Regions from separate parts of the Homo sapiens genome. Here regions 2 and 3 are each linked to region 1. The links are chromatin loops, found by intact Hi-C in ENCODE. Cell type or tissue: PC-3. All regions are shown on one strand. Region 1 overlaps MAP3K19 (mitogen-activated protein kinase kinase kinase 19). Region 2 overlaps RAB3GAP1 (RAB3 GTPase activating protein catalytic subunit 1). Region 3 overlaps RAB3GAP1 (RAB3 GTPase activating protein catalytic subunit 1).

Region 1 (2,500 bases):
AGAGCTCACTCACTTGTGCTCTGCCTCTGTGTGCACAGAGGAAAGACCACGTGGGGACAGACCAGCCATCTGCAACCAGGAAGAGAGCCCTCACCAGAAACCCATCCCTGCTAGAATCTTGATCTTGGACTTCCCATTCTTAAGAACTGTGAGAAAATAAATGTCTGCTATTTAAGCCCCCCAGTCTATGGTATTTTGTTTTGGCAGCATGAGTGGACTAAGAAAGTTCCTCTCCTCTGGTTTTTCAATGGTATATGAACTTCCTAATATCTTTCAAAATTCCCTTCCTTTTTAACCCAACCAAGAGTAGGTTCTTGTATACCTGCAACTACAAATCCTGATGAATTTATACTGAATTAAAATATTTTTAAGCCCATTAGTTTTAGGGAATAGGCTCTCTTGTTCACTCATGAAAACAGTAAATTTGTAGGCTCAATTTCTAGTCTATAAGATTTGTGTCTGTTATGTTCTGAGAAAATAGTGTTTGTTTGTTTGTTTGTTTGTTTGTTTTGAGACGGAGCCTCACTCTGTCACCCAGGTTGGAGTGCAATGGTACAATCTCAGCTCACTGCAACCTCCGCCTCCCGGGTTCAAACGATTCTTCTGCCTCAGCCTCCCGAGTAGCTGGGATTACAGGTGCGCACCACCACACCCGGCTAATTTTGTATTTTTAGTAGAGACGGGGTTTCACCATGTTGTCCAGGCTGGTCTTGAACTCCTGACCTCAGGTGATCCGCCCACCTTGGCCTCCCAAAGTGCTGGGATTACAGGCGTGAGCCACAGTGCCCGGTCCATTTAAAGAGATTTAAACCGATATTTAAAATGAATATAATGGACAATAATATCTAAAACACTTTTATTTCAGAATTTCTGATTAGAAAGAGTAGCTAGCTCAACTGAAGTCTCTATCAACTGTGAGATGCAATTTTATCAGGAAGAGAATTGCTTCTTCCAAATGTGTAACTCAAGTTGTTAAAAGCTTAAAACTGAAATAACTTAGTGGAGATGCCTCATAAGTATTATGGCTCCCATATGAAAACTGAAAATATTGCAAATCAAGTTTAAAAGAATGACTAACATCCCAAATGGTGAGTTATCTCCATATGGAGCAGAATAAATGAAATATTTAACCTCCTGGAAGGTGCTTGGGACACCATTAGGCTTCTAAGAGCTTGGCTTTGAAGTCTATGAAAGTCGAAGGAGGACTGCAAGGACCGTTCTGAAGGGTTTCGGGGTTTATTTTCTTTCTGTTAGCTCTTTCAGGCTTAATGGTTTTCATAATTTTAATGGTTACTAAATTACTCTCGGCCCTCAGCCTGGGGAGGGAAGATTCCCAGTGGGCGTGAGAAAGGCAGGCGGCTGCCCAGGAGAGGGCAGCATCGCACCACCTCCCGGAGGAGACGCTACTCGGGAGAGCTGCAGCCTTCTGAGAGGTGCGAAGGGATGAGAAACACGGGCATCAAAGAGGGCGGCTTCCCTGGAGTGCTAGAAATAGAAGCCAGAAGATTGCCCGGGAGAAATTGCAGCAGTTCAAATAAACATTTACTTTAAGAAGGTTATGGATGAATAGATGACAGACAAATGGGATAGCCGTGGCAACTATGCTCTGAGGCGAGAATCTGCAAATACCTTGTGGTCTGTTAAGTGCAAGGGCACTTACGGTGTGACAGGATAACATGTTTGAAATGGGTGGTGTTCTGGAAGATTCCAGACTTATGGCCTTGTAAATAAAAGACCGAGACTTGGGGACTTTCAGGTCTCGTACACTCCCCCACCTTCCCCTCAGGGACAACGGCTCATGGAGACACGTGTGGTTCCGGAAGGGAACCGATCACTGAAGCCGCTGGAAGATTCTGAGAGGAAGAAATTGGGGAAAGGATGTTATCAGACAAAAAGAAATGGACAGGGAATGGGTCGGCTGAGCTGGAGTGAGGTGGAATAAAAGAGCCAGAGAGCATTTGCCTATTCTGGCCAGTCAAGCTGCCTAGACCCACTGATTCAGATATGGACCAAAAGGTAGTATTGTGAGTGGTTTTTCTTCTCCTTTGGGCTTTTTCTGTGTTTTCAAACTTATTTATTATAATTTTTTTAACTTTTATTGCAAGAGTTAAGCTCAGGGGTACAAGTGCAGGTTTGTTCCATAGGTAAACATGTATCATGGGGTTTGTTGTACAAATTATTTTATCACCCAGGTATTAAGCCTAGTACCCATTAATTATTTTTCCTGATCCTCTCCCTCCTCCACTCCCTCTACCCTCTGATAGGCTCCAGTGTATGTTGTTCAAACTTCTACAATAAGCCCTTCTGAAATTGGAGAGAAGCCCATATGATAATGTTATCTTTGTAAACACATCAAGGAGTAAAGCCCAGTACCTTCTGTCCTGGGTTGCCAGTCCTGTCTACCACCACTGGGATCTTCTTCTTCATTAACCAGTGTGGAATGACTGCAGTCACCATCTTGGTCGAACTCCTGCAATATCATAAAATTCAAAACTCAGTT
Region 2 (2,500 bases), 160 kb after region 1:
TGCTATTTGGCTAATTCAGTTTTGTCTGCAGTAGGAAAAGCCACCACTCTCTTAAGAAAAATTGTAATAGGATATTAAGACTCTTTTGTGGTAATCATATATTATTTGAAACAAGCATTGTCTAGAGACAGAAATAATTATCATAGCATTTGACCTCTCCCGTATTTCTGAGTCTCTACCAGGTGTTTCCATTCTTCCCACTTTTAGAAACAGTCTCCCAGAGCCTCCTTTTCTAGGGATTCCTTGGTTTGCTCTTGGAGATGTGGTGTCTGGAATTTCTTGTGGAGGAGCTGTTAACTGTGTTGCTCACCCTGCCCCAAAACTTTGTTTTCAGCTGTTACTATTCCTTGACCACAGGGTGCAGGTGCTGAAACCATTTCTGCTTACTGTTCCTAGTTGTTTATTTTAAACAAGATTTGTGATAGCAAAGGTGCACATCCTATGTGCCTTGCGATTATGTTTTGAAAGATTGACCAGATGGCTTTTCTCAGATGAAGCAAATGATTGGGGCATTCTCTTTATGAGACTCGGCACCATTACCAATGGAGCTTAGATCAGTGTGAGGCCCTGTTCATTTTTTGCCCATGTTATTTGGAAGGACAATATTGTTTTAATGTGTGATAAAGTGTTCACAAATTAGCTTGTTCAGTGGCTTAAATTTGTCATCATTTAAAAATTTTCATTAGCCTTTCCATAATAAATGGCATTATTGATGCTAAATAATTAATATTGTATGGCAAGGCATTTGCTGTCTTTTAACAAGTTTGTGTTTGAATTTTATGTCTTTTGTTAGGTGAAGTTTTCTCCCACACTGCTTTGCTCTTGAAAATGTCTTCCTTTTAAATGAGAAGAATAAGCTCTAATCAAGGGACTCGTTTCTAAAATAGTAGAGTATGAATTAGTGAGCAGGTGGTGCAGGTTTGGTGGCTTTGTGCCTTCAACTCTGTTAGTTCCACCATACGTTATCTGTGACATACTTGGAAGTTCAGTGTTTCCAGCATCTAATGGCACAGTTTACAATTGCGACTTTGCCCAACACAAGTATTTTAAGCATATGTGCACGTGTGCGTGCACACACAGACACATACCCCTTAAAAAAAACAAAAACAAATATGGATCATTGCTTTTATTGGATAAATATAACTTGGTTTATATTATACAATTTTTTTTTCATCTTTTATTAACTGTAGCATTTTCTAAGCTTCTAGTCTGAAAAAAATAGACTGAATATTTTTTCTTACACTTTGACAGAGATAGGCTTTAAACATTTTTTATGAGCACAGGTGAAAAAGCAGGAAGATTGTCAGTTAAGTCGATAATAATTCCAAATGTCAATCTTATCTTGCTGTAAAATTTCACTCCAACCTTGTTGGGTTTAGCCAGTATCAGCTTGAGGATTTGTCCACAAAACTCCTGTGGGAGGATGGACGCCCAGTGGCCTGGACAGCTCACTTTCCACCCTTTCATTGCCTGTCTCTGTCTCCTAGGTTTGTGAGTTGCCTGCTGGAGCAGCCTGAAGTGTTAGTCACCGGTGCAGGAAGAGGACATGCTGGCAGGATCATTCACAAGCTGTTTGTGAATGCCCAGAGGGTATGTGAGAGTCATTATTGACTCCATCATAATCTCTCCAAACCTCTACTTGGGAAGAGGCTGTTTTAGTTCCCACACGTGGCTGATCACACTCATGTCACCTGAGTGTAAGTCTGGGCATTGGGTTTGAACACTGAAGAAACAATGACTTCTGAGTCTTCGAAATCCATTTGATTTCTTACATGTTGAATTAAAATGATAAGTATATTCTAGGACCTAAATTTTAAAAATTAGAAGAGTCCAAAATCCATTGTTATAGAAGCTGGCAGGGAGTCAGTTAGCAATGGCCAGTGCTGTGCTGTGGGAAAAAATGTTTACTCACAGGTACTTTCAAATGAGAATGGAGTTCAGTTTTACCATCTTTAAACCCCATGTAGGGCAAAGTGGAGTCACAACTCAGCTTGAATTATAAATATAATTGTTCTTGTAATGGTGAGGAGATCTACCTTTGAGGTTTCCTAGAAAAGAAGAGGAAAACTTCAGATTTTTAGGGCTGTGGAAACAGATTTCAGCACAGAAAGAAAGCCCAGTTTGAAAAATTATCATAACCATTACCTCTAGTAGTGAAAGTAAAGATTTTAAAATTATATTGTATCTTGGTTACTGGCTAAGGGCTCTGGCATCCTACAGATAATTCTCAGTTCAGGGCTCATTAATATTAGGGATTCTGATAAAGGCGTTATGTGCACTAATTACACGCTTCCCCTTATATGGCACTGTGATTACACTAGAATGACCCAGTTTTGAGAGTGTAATTTTCAGAAACAAATAAGAAAAAGAATTTCTATGTGTCTACACGTGGAATAACAACTGGATAATCCCTGTAGAGTTGGTCTGGAGTACAACTAGTTAATATATTCAAATTCATAGCCAAATACACTGATAGGAATTCTTAGCAAGAGCTAAAATC
Region 3 (2,500 bases), 120 kb after region 1:
CTGGGCACAGGCTCATGCCTGTAATCCTAGCGCTCTGGGAGGCTGCGGTGGGCAGCCCCTGAGGTCAGGAGTTCGAGAACAGCCTGACCAACGTGGCGAAACCCCATCTCTACTAAAGAATGTCAAAATTAACTGGGTGTGGTTGCGCACACCTGTAATCCCAGCTACTCAAGAGGTTAAGGCACAAGAATCACTTGAACCCGGCAGGCAGAGGTTGCAGTGAGCTAAGATCACGCCATTGCACTCCAACCTGGGCAACAGAGCAAGACTCCGTCTCAAAAAAAGAAAGAAAGACCTACACTTGCTTTATTTATTTTATAATTTTACATGAAAACTTTCTGAGATTTGATATTCATCTATAACTCAGCAAACTGTGTCCTTTGCCAAATCTGGCCATTAGCCTATTTTTGTATGGCCAGTGAAGTCAGGATGGTGTTTACATTTTTAAAGGTTATGAAAGAAAAAAAATAAAATAGAGACTGTGCATGGTTCACAAAACCTAAAATATTTACTCTCTGGCTCTTTATAGAAAATGTTTGCCAACTCCTGATTTATAACATTTTTCAAACTTGAGATATAATTTACCTGCCATAAAATTCACTATTTAAAAGTGTACAATTCAATGGTATTTTAATATTTACAGAGCTGTGCAACCATCATAATCATCTAATTCCAGAACATTTTCATAACCTTAAAAAGAAATTCTTCACCTCTTAGCCATCATTTCCCCTTAGTCTTCTCAGCCCTCCGGCTCTAGGCAAACACTGATATACTTTCTGTCTCTTTGGATTTACCTATTCTGGACATTTCTTATAAATGGAATCATATAACATGTGGCTTTCTTTGTGTCTGACTTATTTTAATTAGCATGTTTTCAAGGTTTGTCCATGTTGTAGCATGAATCAGTACAGTAGTACCCCCTTATCCACAGCTGGTATGTTGCAAGATCCCCAGTGGATGACTGAAAACATGGATAGTACCACACACTAAATATTTTTCCTGTGCATACAGATAAGTAGTAAAATTTAATTTATAAATTTGGCACAGTAAGATTTCCAGGTGATGTAATACAAAATAAATAAATAAATGTAAATGAGGCATAGTAAGAGATTGACAATAATAACTAATAATAACATAGAACAGCTATAACAATATACCTTAATGAAAGTTATGTGAATGTGATCTGTCTCTCTCAATATATCTCATTGTACTATGCACACTCTTCTTGTGATCACTCTGATCACCAAGACAGTTACTAAGTGACTAACAGGGCAGGTAGCATAGACAGTGTAGGTACACTAGACAAAGGGATGATTCACCTAATGGGGTGGGATGGCACAAGATTTCATCATGCTACTCAGAACAACATGCAACTTTAAATTTATGGATTTTTTTTCTGGAATTTTTCACTTAATATTTTCAGACTGCAGTTGATTTAGGGTAACTGAAGCTGCAGAAAGTGAAGCTGTGGATAAGGAGGAACTAATGTACTTCTGTGCTTTTTATGGCTGTAAATATACCATTGTATGGATATGCCACATTTTGTTTATCCATTCATTAGTTGGTGGGTTATTTATGCTTTTTGGCTATTATGTATAATGAGATGAATGTTTGCAAAACATTAACTTCATAAGGATGTGCTACCATTTGCTAAATAAGTTGTTTCCAGTATGTTGTATTATAAATAATGCCACTGTAACATACTTTTATTTCCTTGGTATAGTTTTCTAGAAGTATTAAATATAATTGCTGAGTCAGTATTAAAGCTTTTGGGTATATTTTATGTTTTTTAGTGAACTCCATTTAGCTACTACATGGCCTCATCTGACCGAAGGGATCATTGTGGATAATGATGTTTATTCGTAAGTATGTTAAGAGTAGTAGTACACTGAGATTAAAAAACTTCAGTAGAATAACTCTCAAATTGCTAGTAATTTTTATATGCATTTTTTATTATTTTGTTTTGATTTTAGTGTTCCCTTTTGTGTTTTATTGTCTAAGGACTTTGATTTCTTATGATGTTATTTTTTAAAAACTTATCCAAATGGCTCCATGTATCTGGATAAGAGTAAGTTTAAGGGAGGCTAAATGGATTGCTTGTCCTTCTATGTTTTCATTAGACTGCATTTTAATAAGTTCATGAATCTTGCAGATTGTCATAATTAGGATTTTATATTTATTGGTTTGCATTTTAGTGATTTGGATCCTATTCAAGCTCCACATTGGTCTGTTAGAGTTCGAAAAGCTGAGAATCCTCAGTGTTTGCTAGGTAAGGTATATTATGCTCCTTTCCTGAAATACTGCTGATCTGCCTAACTTCCAAATCGGAGACACTGCATACATTCTTTATACTTTGTCACCTCTTCAGTTAACACCATGTAGGAAAAAAATCATTGCCAATAGCAGTGAATCCTTTTTTGAATAGTGCCAGCAAATTCTCCATTATTTTCTCATTATCTCAGCTTTATGTTTCTGATGCTTTTATTTACTTTTTTTTATT

What was found. Hi-C counts contacts between places; a loop is a spot of excess contacts. Peaks named below come from ENCODE experiments on the same cell type or tissue, not always from the same donor. Only the 100,000 strongest peaks of a DNase experiment are listed, where the experiment ranks them.
Region 2: it touches region 1 in a loop (5-fold over the local background); 18 of 110 quality-filtered maps call a loop at or near these places.
Region 3: a loop joins it to region 1, with 5 times the contacts of the local background. A loop is called at or near these places in 8 of 110 quality-filtered maps.

The regions. Positions count from the first base shown.
Region 1 is chr2:135,003,062-135,005,561 of GRCh38, forward strand. It overlaps MAP3K19 (mitogen-activated protein kinase kinase kinase 19), which reads right to left. Exons shown (of 13, transcript NM_025052.5): 6 at 2,374-2,470. Among named protein-coding and RNA genes, the nearest start is that of MAP3K19, 43 kb to the right of the region's middle. In PC-3, CTCF peaks have their summits at 1,357 (motif pointing right) and 1,556; a DNase peak (open chromatin) is centred at 1,390.
Region 2 is chr2:135,163,107-135,165,606 of GRCh38, forward strand. It overlaps RAB3GAP1 (RAB3 GTPase activating protein catalytic subunit 1), which reads left to right. Exons shown (of 24, transcript NM_012233.3): 23 at 1,488-1,590. Among named protein-coding and RNA genes, the nearest start is that of SNORA40B, 28 kb to the left of the region's middle. In PC-3, no CTCF peak of the experiment used is centred here; a DNase peak (open chromatin) is centred at 1,555; H3K4me3 peaks cover 351 bases; H3K27ac peaks cover 2,429 bases.
Region 3 is chr2:135,124,388-135,126,887 of GRCh38, forward strand. It overlaps RAB3GAP1 (RAB3 GTPase activating protein catalytic subunit 1), which reads left to right. Exons shown (of 24, transcript NM_012233.3): 10 at 1,794-1,862; 11 at 2,196-2,269. Among named protein-coding and RNA genes, the nearest start is that of SNORA40B, 11 kb to the right of the region's middle. In PC-3, no CTCF peak of the experiment used is centred here; a DNase peak (open chromatin) is centred at 1,284.